Linked DNA regions of Homo sapiens: all the other regions are linked to region 2. A link is a loop called in an ENCODE intact Hi-C map of the cell type or tissue named here. Cell type or tissue: lower leg skin. All regions are shown on one strand.

Region 1 (5,000 bases), 630 kb after region 2:
TGAGAACTCATCTACCTTTGTAATTATATGACACACTATTGACTGGAAAGGAATACTACAGAAAGAGCAGAATCTTTCTGTTTTTGAATATTGAATTATCGAATTCTCATATTGAATTTTTGAAACTTTTTTAGGGGAAAGATACGTTTTAATTACTTGTTAGTTCCAAAGGTGGATTCTATATACTTAGTCCTTTTTTACAATGGGCCCATCGTTAGTCTTTTCTTAGAATTATTTAAGACAGTCTACATCAACGGGTGGTCTGGAGGCAGATGGTATTCCACAAACTATCACCAGGGTGCAAAAAATTAAGAACGGAACTTGAGAGTTAAGCACTTAAAAACCTCAGTAGTCTAGATGTGGTGGCTCATGCCTGTAATCCTAGCACTTTGAGAGGCCAAGATGGGATGATTACTTGAAGCCAGGAGTTTGAGATGAACCTTGGTAACATAGTGAGACCCCGATCTCTACAAAAAATTAAAAAAGGCCAGGCCTGGTGTCTCATGCCTGTAATTCTAGCACTTTGGGAGGCTGAGGCAGGAGAATCACTTGAAGCCAGAAGTTCAAGACCAGCCTGGGCAACATGGCAAGACCCCGTCTCCACACAAAATTTTAAAAATTAGCTGGGTGCAGTGGTGTGCACACCACTGTAGTATGCACACCACTGGAAATCCCAGCACTTTGGGAGGCTGAGGTGGGAAGATCACTTGAACCCAGGAGTTTGAGGCTGCAGTTAGCTGTGATCATGCCACTGCCCTCCAGCCTGGGTTACAGAGTGAGACCCTATCTCCAAAAAATAAAATATAAGTATTTGGGTGTAGTGGTGCATGTCTGTGGTCCCAGCTACTTGGGAGGCTAAGGCGAGAAGATTGCACGTGCCCAGGAGTTTGAGGCTATAGTGAATTATGATCACACCACTGTACTCAGGCTGGGCAACAGAGTGAGACCCTATCTTTTAAAAAAAAAAAAAAAGTAAGAAAAATAAACCTCAGTAGCAATTCAGTATTGCCACCATATCTAAGCTTATGATTAGTGGTCTCTTCTTGTTGAAGAAGCTGTGGGTCAGTTTGAGTGACAAACTCAAATGGCAAATCACATCTGGTGGGAGTTGTGTTGCACATTAGTCCTGTGAAGTAAGGTCACATATCAGTTTGCAGGAGTTTGGAAATCTAAAAAAACGAGTCCTTTACCATGGGTAGTTTGAGATGCACTGCTCTGGAGAATGACGTTAGAGAGCTCTCTAGGTTGGCTTAAAATGTGGGATTTTGTTGGATGCTCTTCCATTAACTGGTCCTGCTACTAAGTGCTGTATTAGCACTGGTGCACATTGAACTACAGAAGCATTGTTGCTCTTCACTAGTCAATGCAAACTTGTAAGTAGTGTTTTAAAAAAGGTGACACTTAGAAACAATATGGACTCAACCCACATTGGCCCTCATAGTCCTCATCTGTTATAAACATGCAACAGTAACAGATACGTTGTGATTTCTTTTACAGAGATACCATGAAAGATAGGTGTAAAAGGAGTAGCAGAGTATAATCTACTTCTCATTGGAGCCACTCTTCTATTCCCATGACTACTTTTCGTTAGTCCTATCCTGATACTTTTCAGCCCTAAACATATGGTCCTATTTGTATTTTCAAGTCTTAGTGAATGGTGGGAACAAAGTATACTCTTAGCTGATACCTGCCCTTTCTCATTCTTGCTAAAAGTTTCTTTTTTAAAATAGGAAAATATATTTGTTGATCGATCAAGGATGGCCCCGAAGACTCCAATAAAAAATGAACCAATTGATTTATCGAAGCAAAAAAAATTTACTCCAGAAAGAAATCCCATTACTCCAGTTAAGTTTGTTGACAGACAGCAAGCGGAACCATGGACACCCACAGCTAACCTGAAGATGCTCATTAGTGCTGCCAGCCCAGATATAAGGGACCGGGAGAAGAAAAAGGGACTATTCCGACCCATTGAAAACAAGGACGATGCATTTACAGATTCTCTACAGGTAAACAGACTGTGCTCCTCAGGGATTTTTTAGAACTTAAACAATTTTACTTGATTATTAAAAAATCATAGAACTGTCAACTTTTCAGCTCCTATTGAGCCAAAAGCAGTGGCAAACTGAATATCTTTTGATTTGTAGTAGAATTCTCATTCTATCTTATTTTTCATAATGAATGCTTTCTTTTCTGTATGATACTCCCTGGACCAGGGCTCATTTAAAAATGATAAATTATTTTAAAGTAATGATATTTAATCATTTTTATTTAATGAAGGAATTTGGATTCTTTAAATGCTGCTGTGAATTTTAATTTTGCCCAGATTTTAGGGATAATGTTAATGTAAATATTTTTGATTTAGGAAATTCCATTATTCTTATATATGTTCAGTTGGTTAGTTTGGGGCTTTATTGAAGTTAAGCCATCTTTAAATTACCTGTTCTGTGGGGAACCAGTGCTGTTGAATAAGCAGCATGTCTATACTTCGTTAAAAAAAAAAAAAAAGGTAATTATTTTCACTTCCCATCAAGCTTTTTCTCAGACTTCCTAAGAAAAGTTTTGCAGATTTCAGTATTCTTAACCATTTTTCTCTTTTTGGCGGATTTTTCAAGCTATAAAAATTGCCAAAATGAAGAAATTGGGAAGAGAGAAAAAAGATGTCTCGAATTACAACTTGAAATTCATAGAACAGAATGAATTTAATCTGTTATATATCTTGCAGTGGTAGAGTAGCGGTAGTAGTAAGAGATTCTTTCATGTAACTAAATACAAATCACACAGTAGTTCCTATGTGCTTGAAGCCAGAGGAATTTCACAATTCCTTTTTTTAAGTCTGGGCTGTTCTTTGGCTTCCTTTCCGTCTTATGTTTGATGTGGATCACACAAGGAGCTGGTCTAAGGCCTTAGGTTCAAATCACTAGCTGGGTGAGTTGGGGATATCACTCAGGATCTCTGCATCTCAATTTACTCACCTGTAAAATGAGGGTCGTGGTACCTGTCCTGGTTTTATTGGGGTTCTAAAAACTAAATAAGATTAAATGTGCCTTTTGTTGTCAAAGGCATGTAAGTATTAGATTTTTTGTAATTTTTTTGACAAAAATATAGCAAAGTGAAAATCAGCCAATGGGAATCGTTAGTGACCTCTTTCGCAAGGTAACATTGTTGATCTCTTACTTTGGCAGAACTAGTTGTTTAACACGCCCCTAAAACAATTAAAATTTTGGTTTTCTACCCAGGCTTTATAGAGAGATTTTAGCGATCAGTCACTAGAAAGGTTCACCACCTGTAGGAAGTAAATGCCTAAAATTTCGGTGGATTTAAAACAGACTTTCTTTTAAAATCTAGGGCTTTAATATCTTTCAGCAGTGTTTCACAATTTTTGGTATACAGGTGTTATACATCTTTTGTCAGATTTATCTCTAGGTTTCCAAATTTTTTGATGCTATTGCAAATTGTATTTTTTTTTTAGTTTCAATTTCCCATAGTTTGTTTCTAGTATATACAAATACAATTGATTTTTTTGTGTGTGTGTATTGATCTTGTATCCAGAAAACTTACTATACTGATGCTTTTAATGTCTGATTTATTAGATCAAAGTCAAGTGTTTTAAGTAGTTTTTTTTTTTCTTTCTAACTTTTAAGTTCAGTGGGTACATGTGCAGGTTTGTTACATGGGTAAGTTGCATTTTGCGAGTGTTTGGTGTACAGATAATTTGGTCACCCAGGTAATCAGCATAATACCCAATAGGTAGTTTTTCAATTCTCACCCTCCTCTCACCCTCTACCCTCAAGTAGGCCCTGGTGTCTATTGTTCCCTTCTTACTGTCTTGGGGTACTCAGTGTTAAAACAGACTTTTTTATACCTTTTTAAAACTAGTCTTTATTACCTTTTGATAGACTATTTGATCATGTAAAATACACTTATCCTTTGCAGTACCTTTAACACCATGAATCTACCTCTCAGCCCAAAAATGGATGCGATGTAATTAATTTACATTTCTCTCCCCAACAGAATAACCATTCTTCTGAATTTGTATTTATAGTCTTAGAGGACTTGCTTTTGTCAATCAACATACATCCTTTAGGTTCATTTGTGTTTTCGCATGTAGCTGTAGTTCTTTCATGGCTGTATGATATTCCATTGCATGACTACACCACAATTTATTCATTCTCCTGTTTATAGCCATTTGGGTTGTTTGCAGTTTAGGGCTAATACAGACTATGCTATGATATTCGTTCTTGTTTATGTCTGCTGGTGTACATATACAAGTTTGCCTTGGGCAGTGGTTCTCAAAAGGTCATCTGGGGACCTCAGTGTCCACAGACAGTCTTTCAGAGAGTCAGGAGGTCAAAACTGTTTTTCATAATTATACAAAGACCTTTGCCATTTGAACTCCCATTCTCTCCCAAGTGTACACTGGAGTCTTCCAGGAAGTACACAATGTGGATATTGCAACAGACTGACTACAAAAGGCAAGCACAAGAATCAGTTCTCTTCTATTAATCCAGAAACTAAAGAGATTTGAAAAATAATATATAAAATGCCCCTTTCTCACAAAACATTTTAACTGCCTCAATTTTAATTTCTAACATGCTAACTATCAATAGATAACCCACATAAACAAAAAGCCCTGTGGAGTCCTCAGTAGTTTTTAAGAACATAAAGGGGTCCTTGGAGCAAAAAGTTTGAGAACTACTGTTTTGGGTACATACCTACTAGTATAGGTGCTACGTCATTAGATATACAGATGTTCACAAGATAATGCCAAATTGCTTTCCAAAGTACTATTTGCCTCCCCCCAGAAATATATAAACTTTTAGTCACCCATATCCTCTCTGACACTTGAAATTGTCAAATTTAGTAATTTCTGCTAATCTCATGTCTATACAGTATGTATCTTTTTGTGATATACATTTGCTTTTCTTTGATTACTCATGAGATTAAGCTTCTTTCCACATGTTTACTGGCCACCATGTTTTTTGCTCCTCTGTGAAATGCCT
Region 2 (5,000 bases):
ATTCTTATACATGCACACATAGTGTGTCCAAATAATGAAATAATACTCCTAATAAAAACAAGGTATCAGATCTCAGGCAATAAAATGTGCCAGGCTACTTTCTGTTTTATAAATGGTTATCTTTCATACAAAAGGAGAGAATGCTGCACAACAGCCACTCACAGTTTTCCGGGCTGATAGTATAAAAGAAGTAGTAAACTAGATAGACCAGGGATAAGACATTAGAAAATGTTAGTAAGAAAAATCAAACCTTGTAAACAGGGAGAAATATGCATATGGTAATACTTGCAGGAAATTACAGATTTAGTTAATATAACTTGCCCAGAAGCTAATGGGATAGTGAAGATGTAAAGATTGTTATGGAAAAAAGACCCCACCGAGAGGCAGCATTGAGTCATGGACATGCACACATGTTTAGGCTTGTTTTGTTTTTTTAAAAAATTCTTCTACAACTCTGTTTGCATATTACAATACAAATTTTAATTAGAAAAAAGAAACTATTAATTTAAAGCTTCCTCAGAGCTTTGATTTGGAAAGGTGTTAAAATAGAGAAACAGGCAGTGGTGTATGTTAAGACCTCGTACTGTAAAGTCAGATGAACCTAGGTAAACTCGTGGCTTCACTCACCATATGCTTATGATCTGAATAAGTTACTTCGGCCATTTGTGCTCAGTTCCCTCATCTATAAATGGGCATAATAATGAAATGAAATAATACATGAAAAGTACTGAGCACCTATGGATGCTGTGTGTCATGGATGCATCATTGATTGAGGCTTAAAATATCCTGACAAATCGAAGTCTGATAAGTCAAATATTACATATATAGGAAAAGTATAAAACAATTTTTTAAACAGAGCCAAACTACGAAACCAACTTTAGAACAAAGCCTCTGTTTTTAAAAAAAAAAAAAAAAAAAAAAAGAAAGAAAGAAAGAAAAGAAAAGAAAAAATCCGGTGGGGCACGGTGGCTCACGTCTGTAATCCTAGCATTCTGGGAGGCTGATGCAAGCAGATCACCTGAGGTCAGGAGTTCAAGACCGGCCTGGTCAACATGGTGAAACCCCGTCTCTACCAAAAATACGAAAACTAGCCAGGTGTGGTGGCCTAGGCCTGTAATCCCAGCTACTCAAGAGGCTGAGGCAGGAGAATTGCTTAAACCCAGGAGGCAGTGGTTGCAGTGAACTGAGATTGCAAAATACATACATACATACATAAATCCATCCCTTAATAATCACTATATCTAGGCTCTGAATATATCAGGACAGTTAAAATCAGGCATGATGGGAGAGGAGGAATTCCACATCTAGAGAGTCAAATCCATCCATTTTATTCCAGTAAAACATCAGCTTTCAAAAACTAGACACTTCTGTTGACAATGTTAAAGAGACACTACTATACTGGCTAAGAATAGCTCTGTGCCTACAGCATATGCATTCAATGCTTTGTCAAAATTTCTAAACACTCTAAATGGCAACGGCATAGTGAGGCAAAATGTATTCATTGTGTTTAAATTTTTCTATTTATAAATTATCATATGTAAGCACAACATTGAAAGCTGTTAATGGAACCCATTAGGCTTAGACACTACACAGGGTAGTTTAATAAATACTAAAACTAATTATTTTTAATGAGGTTTGAAATGGGTTGGCAATGACCTGACAAACAGCCATTCTTACAGTTCTCTGAGGCTTGCTGGGTGGAGATGAGAATCTTCCGGGCTATTCATTTCAAGAAGCTCTTGAAAACGGGAAAATTGGTAATTAGATATGAAAGATAAAAGTGGATAGGAAGCAAAAAGATATAAATGGAATATAAAACCAATGGTGTGCGTGTGGGTATGTGTGTGTGTGTGTGTGTGTGTGTGTGTGTGTGCATGTGTATGCGTTGGGAGTATCTTAAAGATTTGAGCTGGAGAATCTGTCATTGAAGACAGTGAATGAACAAAGAGAGAAATGAAGTTCAGAGTTCTTCACCATGATATGATGCCATTGGAAATGTCGATCAGCAGATGGCGCACATGTCAGGAAACTTGTTTCACTGCACAAAAGAATTGCTCCAAGGCGCTTAGCAAATTTCGTGGCATGTTACACACCGCTTACAGGAAGCCTGGTTAAAAGATTTATGCATATTTATCTGTTTGATTTTTTTCAATAACCCATTCATAAAAATATTTTTCTATGAGAACATAGGAACAATAGTAGGTTTCATGTAAGTACTCAAAGCAACTCATTAAAAGTTTCAGCTTCAGAATCTTAAAAAGGAAGAATGAAATTAGAGGAGCAATCTGACATTAAGATATAGTATAAACATAAAATAATCACGACAGTGTGACATTGGTATTAGGATACATGAATAGACCAATGGAACAGGTTACACAGTCCGTAATGATTCTGACGAAGGTGTCAGCAACAGGGAATTCAATAGTGAAAGGAAAATTTTTTCAAAATATTTTGCTGGGTTAAATATATATCTGTATGGAAAAAAACGGAACCATGATTTATACCTCAGGCCATATGCAAAAATTTAACTCAGGGTAGATTACAGACCTTGGCCAAAATATAAAGTTCAGTGAAGAAAACATAAAAAGAATATCTTGGCAATGAGTTATATAAGATTTTTAGAACAAAAAAAAGGAATCATCAGAAAAAAATTATAATAAATCTGACTTCTTCAAATGTAGTAATTCTGCTCATTAAAACACATCATTAAGAAAATTAAAAGTAGGCTGGGCATGGTGGCTTATGCCTGTAATCCTAGCAATTTGAGGGGCTGAGGCATGAGAATCTCTTGAGGCCAGGAGTTCAAGAACTGCCTGGGCAACACAGTAAGACCCTGTCTCTATAAAAAAATAAAAAAGATAGGAGGTTCACTTGAGCCCAGGATTTGGACACTGCTTGCCACTGGACTCTAGCCTGGACAAGAGAGTAAAACACTGTCAAAAAACAAGAAAGAAAGAGAGAGAGACAGAGAGAAATGAAGAAAGAGGCAAGCCCCACAAACTGAGAAAATATTTATAATACATAAATCATACTTGTATCCATATTATCTAAATAACAACAATAAATAATAATAATAGTTAAAAATGGGCAAAAGACTTGGGCAAACCCTTCAGAAGAGTATATGTGAATGCCAATAAACACATAAAAACATGCTTAACATAGTCATCAGGAAAATGCAGATTAAATCCACAATAAGATTATCACTTCACACTCATTAGAATGGCTAAAATTAAACAGTAATAATGCCTAATGCAGGTCTGAATGCAGATCACTGGGATCACTCAGATATTGCTAGTGGGAGTGTAAAATTGTTCAACATCTGTAGAAAATCATTAAGCAGTTTCTTTTAAAATTATACTTACCTTATGACCCAGCAATTCTACTCCTACATATTTACTGAAAAGAAATAATAAAACATATGTCCCCCAAAATATTATACACAAATGTATGGAGTAACTTTATTCATAATAATCTAAAACTGAAAAAAACTCAAATGTCCATCAGCAGGAGGGGGATATACAACTGTAACATATGCATACAATGGAACAATATTCAAGAAATAAAAAGAAATGAATTTCTGATGCACAGTAAACAAAAGAATCTCAAAAACATTATGCTTAGCAGACTAAGCCAGACATAAAAGCACACCTACTGTGTAACCCATTTTTGCAATGTTTAAGAACAAATAATAATTAAAAATATTGTTTAAAATAATATTGTTAAAATGCCCATATTACCCAAAGCGATCTACAGATTCAGTGCAATCTCTATCAAAATTCCAATGACATTTTTCACGGAAATATAAAAACCAATCCTAAAATTCATACGGAATCACAAAAGATCCCAAATAGCTGAAGCAATCCTAAGCAAAAAGATCAAAGCTGGAGCCATCATATTACCTGACTACCAGTTTTCAAAATCTACTACAGAGCTTGAGTAATCAAAACAGCATGGTACTGGCAAAAAAAAACACATACAAAGACCAATGGAACAAAGTACGGTATCCAGAGATAAAACTATACATTTATGATCAATTAATTTTTGAAAGATGCCAAGAATACTCAATGGAAAAAGACAGTATCTTTAATAAATGGTGCTTGGAAAACTAGAAAACCACATGCAAAAGAATGAAATTAGACCCTCACCTTATACCATACAAAAATATCAACTCAAACTGGATTAAAGAACTCAAATATAAGATCTGAAACTATAAAATTATTGGAAGAAAACATAGAAGAAAAGCTCTATGACATTGGTCTTGACAATATTTTTTGGATATCACCCCAAAAGCACAGGCAACAAAAGCAAAATTACACAAATGGGATTATATCAAACTAAAAGCCTCAGTATAGCAATTGAAACAATCAGCAAAGTAAAGAGACAATCTGCAAAATGGAAGAATATATTTGCAGGTCATAGACTTGATAACAGATTAACATCCAAAATATATTATATAAATAGAAACTCAAACACCTCAACAGCAACAAAACAAATAATACAATTAAAAAAATGTGTGAAGGACCTGAGTACACAGTTTTCCAAATAAGACATACAAATGGCCAACAGACATTTGAAAAAAATACTCAGTATCACTAATGATTAGGAAATTGCAAATCTAAACCACAGTGAAGTATCACTTCACTACTATTAGAATGACTATTATCAAAAAAGGCAAATGATAACAAGTACTGGCAAGAATGTGGAGAAAAGAGAACCTTTGCACATGGTTGGTGTGAATGTACATTAGTACAGCCTCTATGGAAACAGTATATAGGTTCCTCAAAAAACTAAAAATAGAACTACTATATGATCCAGCATTTCTATTACTGGATATATACCCAAAGGAAATGAAATCAGTATGTGGAAGAGATATCTGTCCTCCCATGTCCATTGCAGCATTATTCCTAAAAACCAAGATATGGAATCAACCTAAGTATCCATCAACATATAAACAAATAAAGAAAATGTAATACCTATACACAATGGGATACTATTTAGCC
Region 3 (5,000 bases), 530 kb after region 2:
ATTAAGTCTGCAGGATCATCAGTGGCAGATCAGACAGAGCCTTTATGCTGAGTTGAAGAATTTGGACTTTATATGGAGGTAAGGGGAAAACCACTTTAAGCATGGAATGACATAACAGTTTTGTGGGTTTAAAAAAAAAGTCTCTGTAACTTCAATGTAGAGATTCCAAGGTGGGGAGGAGAAAAGCAGGTTGAAAACGAAGTGAACATAATCTATTCAAATAGTCTTCCGTGAATACTTGAAAGCCACCATTGAGCTAGATTTCTGCCCAAATCACACAGTGCATTGCTTTAAATGAGCTTAAACCTTACTTATAAACTTCACTCACATTTTTAATACTCACATGAATTTAATCACATAAAGTTATATTGTATAACTTACTTCATGTACTTTGAAATATGTTTTTCACTGAGCCAGCATTGCGTATATTGCTTAGCTCAGGAAAATATGTCAATCCTTATGTCCCTCAAAACTGCCATTAACACGCATGGCATCAGATTTTTTCTAGGTGATGTAAAATTAAATCATGATTCTTTGCAATGTATTCTAATCAGCTATTCCATTAACTGTTTTCAAATGGTAATCAACTCAGTTCCAAATGAACAGTTACATATTCAGCTTGCTCCATGAATTCTATGAATGCATTTACCATTACAAGTTATAATTATATTACTTTCAGAAGTCATTTACAGCAATTGAACAAACTAAGAAAAATTCTAAGATTCTTATGTGACAGAGTAATTAAACAATATGAAATGCAAGGCTCTACTTTATATTATAAAATTTAGTTATGATGTTATATTTTCAGAGAAATGATTTTTTGGAGCAAATAAGTATTGTTCAGTTAAGGCTTCATAACTTTAAATCACAGACCACCAAGTAAAATTATTAGACAATATACTATATTGTGTTACGTATGAAATTAAATATATACCTAACAGAAAGGAATCATCTCCTTTTTATTGGAGTGGTAGGTGGTAATCTCTGCAGCAAAAAGATTGTCTGGGAAAAAGTAACTAATATCTCAGCGAACTTGCTATGTGCCCATTCCCTGTGCTAAGGACTTTACATATTTTGACCTATGTCATCAATTTAATCCTGAATATGTGATAGAAGAACCTATATTACTCTAAGCAGAATTCTTTAATTTCTAATAGTTAGCTCACTTACAAAACAGGCTACAGTGTTATTTTAAGTATTCTTTGTTGTATAACACACTACTCCCAAAATTCAGGAGCTTAAAATAACAACAAACATGTATTATCTCTCATGGTTCTGTGTGTTGACTAGACATTTCGGCTTCTGTGCTGATGACTGGGGCAATGAGCTAGCTGGAAGGTCTACAGTGCTCTCACTTATATAGTAGGCACTACTGTTGGCTGCTGGTAGGGAGCTCAGTTGGATGTGTTGGCAAGAGGTCTTGGTTCTTCTACTCTATAGAGGCCATTGTACGTTGTTACTTAAATTCTCACAGCACAGCAATTTGGTTCCAAGAAAGAGCATTGTAATAGTGAGTATTTCAACAGTATTAACCCAACATGCAAACACTTACTGTGGTAAGCAGAATAAAATAAAATAAAGGCCCCCCCAAAGACATCTATGCTCTAAAACTTCCAAACTTATGAATATGTTACCTTAAATAGCAAAAGGCACTTTGCAATGTGATTAAGTTAAGGCGAGGCGGGGAGAGTGTCTGGGATTATCCAGGTGGACCCAATAATGCAATCAAAAAAATATTTTATAAGAGGGAGGTAGAAGTAAGACATTTGTCCACGTTATGCTGCTGATTTTGAAAATGAAAGTGGAAGAAAGGGCCACAAGCCAAGGAATACAGGCATTCTCTAGAGGCTAAACAAGACAATGAAATTCTCCCCTACAGCCTCCAGAAAGAATGCAGCCCTGCTGACACCTTGATTTTAGCCCAATGACACTTCTGATCTACAGAACTATAAATTAATGCTTTTATTTTGTTTTGAGCCAGTAAGTTTGTGTGATTTGTTAAAACAGAAATAGGAAACTAACACATTTGTAAAGTCTTGGTTTTTATCCCATTTGTTAATATTGTTAATATCCCATTTGTTAATACTGCATGGCTAAAGCCTAGAGTCATTGAACTGAATTCACAAAGCCATGGTTTATCATAATAGTCTACAGCAAAGTAATAATGCAATATAAGCATCATTTCCCTCAAAACATTTCCCATGTTTTAGTTTTCTACTGCTACTGTAACAAAATACCCAAATTTAGTGACTTAAAACAACACAAATTTATTATCACAGTTTCTGTAGGGTATCCATCTAACATGAGTACTAGCAGGCTGAAATCAAGATGTTGGCAGGGCTACATTCTTTACTGGGGGTACTGAGGGAAAATTTAATCCAAGCTAATTCATGTTGTTGGCTGAATTCAGTTCTGTGGGGATGTAAGACTGAGGTCCCTGTTTCCTTGCGGGCCCTCAATCAGTGGCCATCATTAGCTCTGGAGGCTTCTCTCCAGTCCTCACATGTGACCCCTTAGATCTCAAAATCAGAAAGAGTGCATCAAATACTTGTCACTCTCTGAATTCTCTGACCCTTCTTTCCACTACATCTTCCTCCATCTGGAGAACATTCTCTGCTTTTAAAAATTATGTGATTAAATTGAGTCCCCCCCGATAATCTCTCCATTTTAATACCACACCTTAATTACCTCTGCAAAGCTCTTTTTGCCATGTAATGTAACATATTCATAAGTTGCAGGGATTTGGTACAGACATCCTTGGGGAACATTATTCTTCCTTCCATAGTTCTCCAAAACCAGAATCTTCATGCCAATCAGAGGTTTAAAGTACAGCACCAATCTGCTCTGTACCCTGCGTATGAACAAACCCTCAAAGGCACAATTAGCACAGATAAACTCATCATCATTCTGCTGTTCACTGACTCCATCAGCATCTCCAGAAGACAATTTATTTGAGATGTTACTCCTCCAAAATTAGTCACAGTTGGCTATTTCATAACCAGCTCTGCTCTGTTGTTAAAGGGCAAGGCTTTTCAAAAGAGCAACAATGCTGTTTTTGCAATAAACACACAAATTGCCTTTCTTGACCATGAAGGACAACAACAGGAAGATTAATTGATTGAAAATGATCTCGTGACATCTTATGGTGGACAATGTGCCTGCAGTGACGAGTGCATCTTCACATCCCTCTTTACTCTCCAAAGATTTTGGACTTACTGTTCAACATTCAGAATCTCCTGGTATCTTCTTCATTGGAAAATGCAATGTAATTAGAGCATTTGGAGTGAATTGTGATTATCCTATGTTACAAACACGAGAAGTGTTTCTTATAGATACAGAGACTAACACAAATAGGTAAGTAGCAGCCGCAACTATATGTTTTTTAAAATCCAACTGCTTTGATTCATTCCAAAAAATTAATTTTTAAAATATTGTATTAGAGATTCAAGAACAAGTTTGAAAAAACAATACTGTAGCAACAAAGTTAAGGAATAATGTGATATTCAAAGTTAGTGAGGAGAATTTCATTTTTTAATTGATATATAATATTTGCACATATTTATAGGGTACCTGTGATATTTTGTTAAATGCACAGAATATGTATTGATCAAGTCAGGGTATTTAGAATGTCCATCACCTCAAGCATTTATCATTTCTATGTGTTGGGAACATTTCAAGTCCTCTCAGCTAGCTGTTTTGAAATATACAATACATTATTCTTCACTGTAGTTACCCTAGTCTATCCAAAATTAGAACTTTATCTAACTGCATGTTTGTGCCCATTAACCAACCTTTCTTGATCCCTTCTCCCTCCCCCATACACTGTTGCCAGTCTCTAGTAAGTATCATTCTACTTCCATAGTTATTCAACCAAGAGAGAAAATTATGTGAAGGAGCTGGTAGAAGGTAGGGTACTTTGCAATTGCTGAAGCCTTCTTGCCAGTGATGCATCTTTAAATTCTGTTCCTCCAGGGAAAATTTCAGGGTGCCCCCTCCTACCACCCCCAACAACAGATACAGCTTGGGAAAAACTAAAGCTGCCTGGGAAGATGTAAGTTTAGAAGCTTTTGTTCTAACTTTACACATTGAGGTGGAAGGGAGCCTCCTTCTGGTCAATCACATAGAAGCGAATTTTGTTTTTCACTGAAAGTTCTACTTTGCCTACTTTATTGCTGGACTTGCAACCAGCTTCTCTTACTAAAAAAAAAAAATTCTGCAGTAATCATGTAAGAACAAAGGGGGGAAAAATCACTCTAAACTACGACAGCAGAAATATGCCCAGACATATACATACTTCAAAGCAAAGGAAGTTCTGTACTGTTTCAATTACTAATCATTTAACACAACAAATTCCAAAGAAAACACAACCTACATATTGAATATATTCTTTAGTTATGGGAAGATTTAGGACAAACTCTGTAAGCTAAATAACTTGAAAGTGAACTTTTTGTATGACCTTTTCTTTAAAATATTTATTATTTTAATGTAGTCTACATGTAGACTCCTAATATTTATTTATAATAAATGTACTATAGGAGCATAAATCCTGATTTATTTATTTTAATTTACAAATACATCAATCTGATTAATGGAGTCATTTTTCTGTCCTGTCACATTAAATTACATCCATAGTCAAACACCTAAAGTAAATTATAGGCTTATTCAGGGAACATCCTGTCAAGAAACTATTTGGCACACTGTAAACAGCCAATAAATATTGAAAATAGTAAACATGTATTCTATCAAGGCATATATAGTGTAGATTTTCACATACTTGTAAATTCTTCAGTTGAAACGTTAACAGTCCAGTTTGTCCCTCATCCAATACACTTGAGAGTTTCTTCTCCTTCCATTAATTGAAATGCATTCTGGAGAGAGAAGCTGATTAATATTAATCAAGCTTACTATGAAAGCAAAGCCATGCTATTGCCATATGATAATTTTAGAATCAAGAATCAATGCATTCCTTGTTTCCTCAATTCATGCTGACATTTAATTTT

The links. A loop is a pair of places that touch in the nucleus more often than their neighbours do. Peaks named below come from ENCODE experiments on the same cell type or tissue, not always from the same donor. Only the 100,000 strongest peaks of a DNase experiment are listed, where the experiment ranks them.
Region 1: it touches region 2 in a loop (4-fold over the local background); 44 of 110 quality-filtered maps call a loop at or near these places.
Region 3: it touches region 2 in a loop (5-fold over the local background); 63 of 110 quality-filtered maps call a loop at or near these places.

Annotation. Positions count from the first base shown.
Region 1 is chr12:77,052,861-77,057,860 of GRCh38, reverse strand. E2F7 (E2F transcription factor 7) reads left to right here. Exons shown (of 13, transcript NM_203394.3): 3 at 1,731-2,006. Among named protein-coding and RNA genes, the nearest start is that of E2F7, 10 kb to the left of the region's middle. In lower leg skin, no CTCF peak of the experiment used is centred here; no DNase peak of the experiment used is centred here.
Region 2 is chr12:77,682,347-77,687,346 of GRCh38, reverse strand. It overlaps a transcript of NAV3 not described here. Among named protein-coding and RNA genes, the nearest start is that of NAV3, 150 kb to the left of the region's middle. In lower leg skin, no CTCF peak of the experiment used is centred here; a DNase peak (open chromatin) is centred at 2,024.
Region 3 is chr12:77,151,889-77,156,888 of GRCh38, reverse strand. It overlaps LOC105369853 (a long non-coding RNA gene), which reads right to left. Exons shown (of 5, transcript XR_945118.2): 5 at 4,785-4,868. Among named protein-coding and RNA genes, the nearest start is that of E2F7, 89 kb to the right of the region's middle. In lower leg skin, no CTCF peak of the experiment used is centred here; no DNase peak of the experiment used is centred here.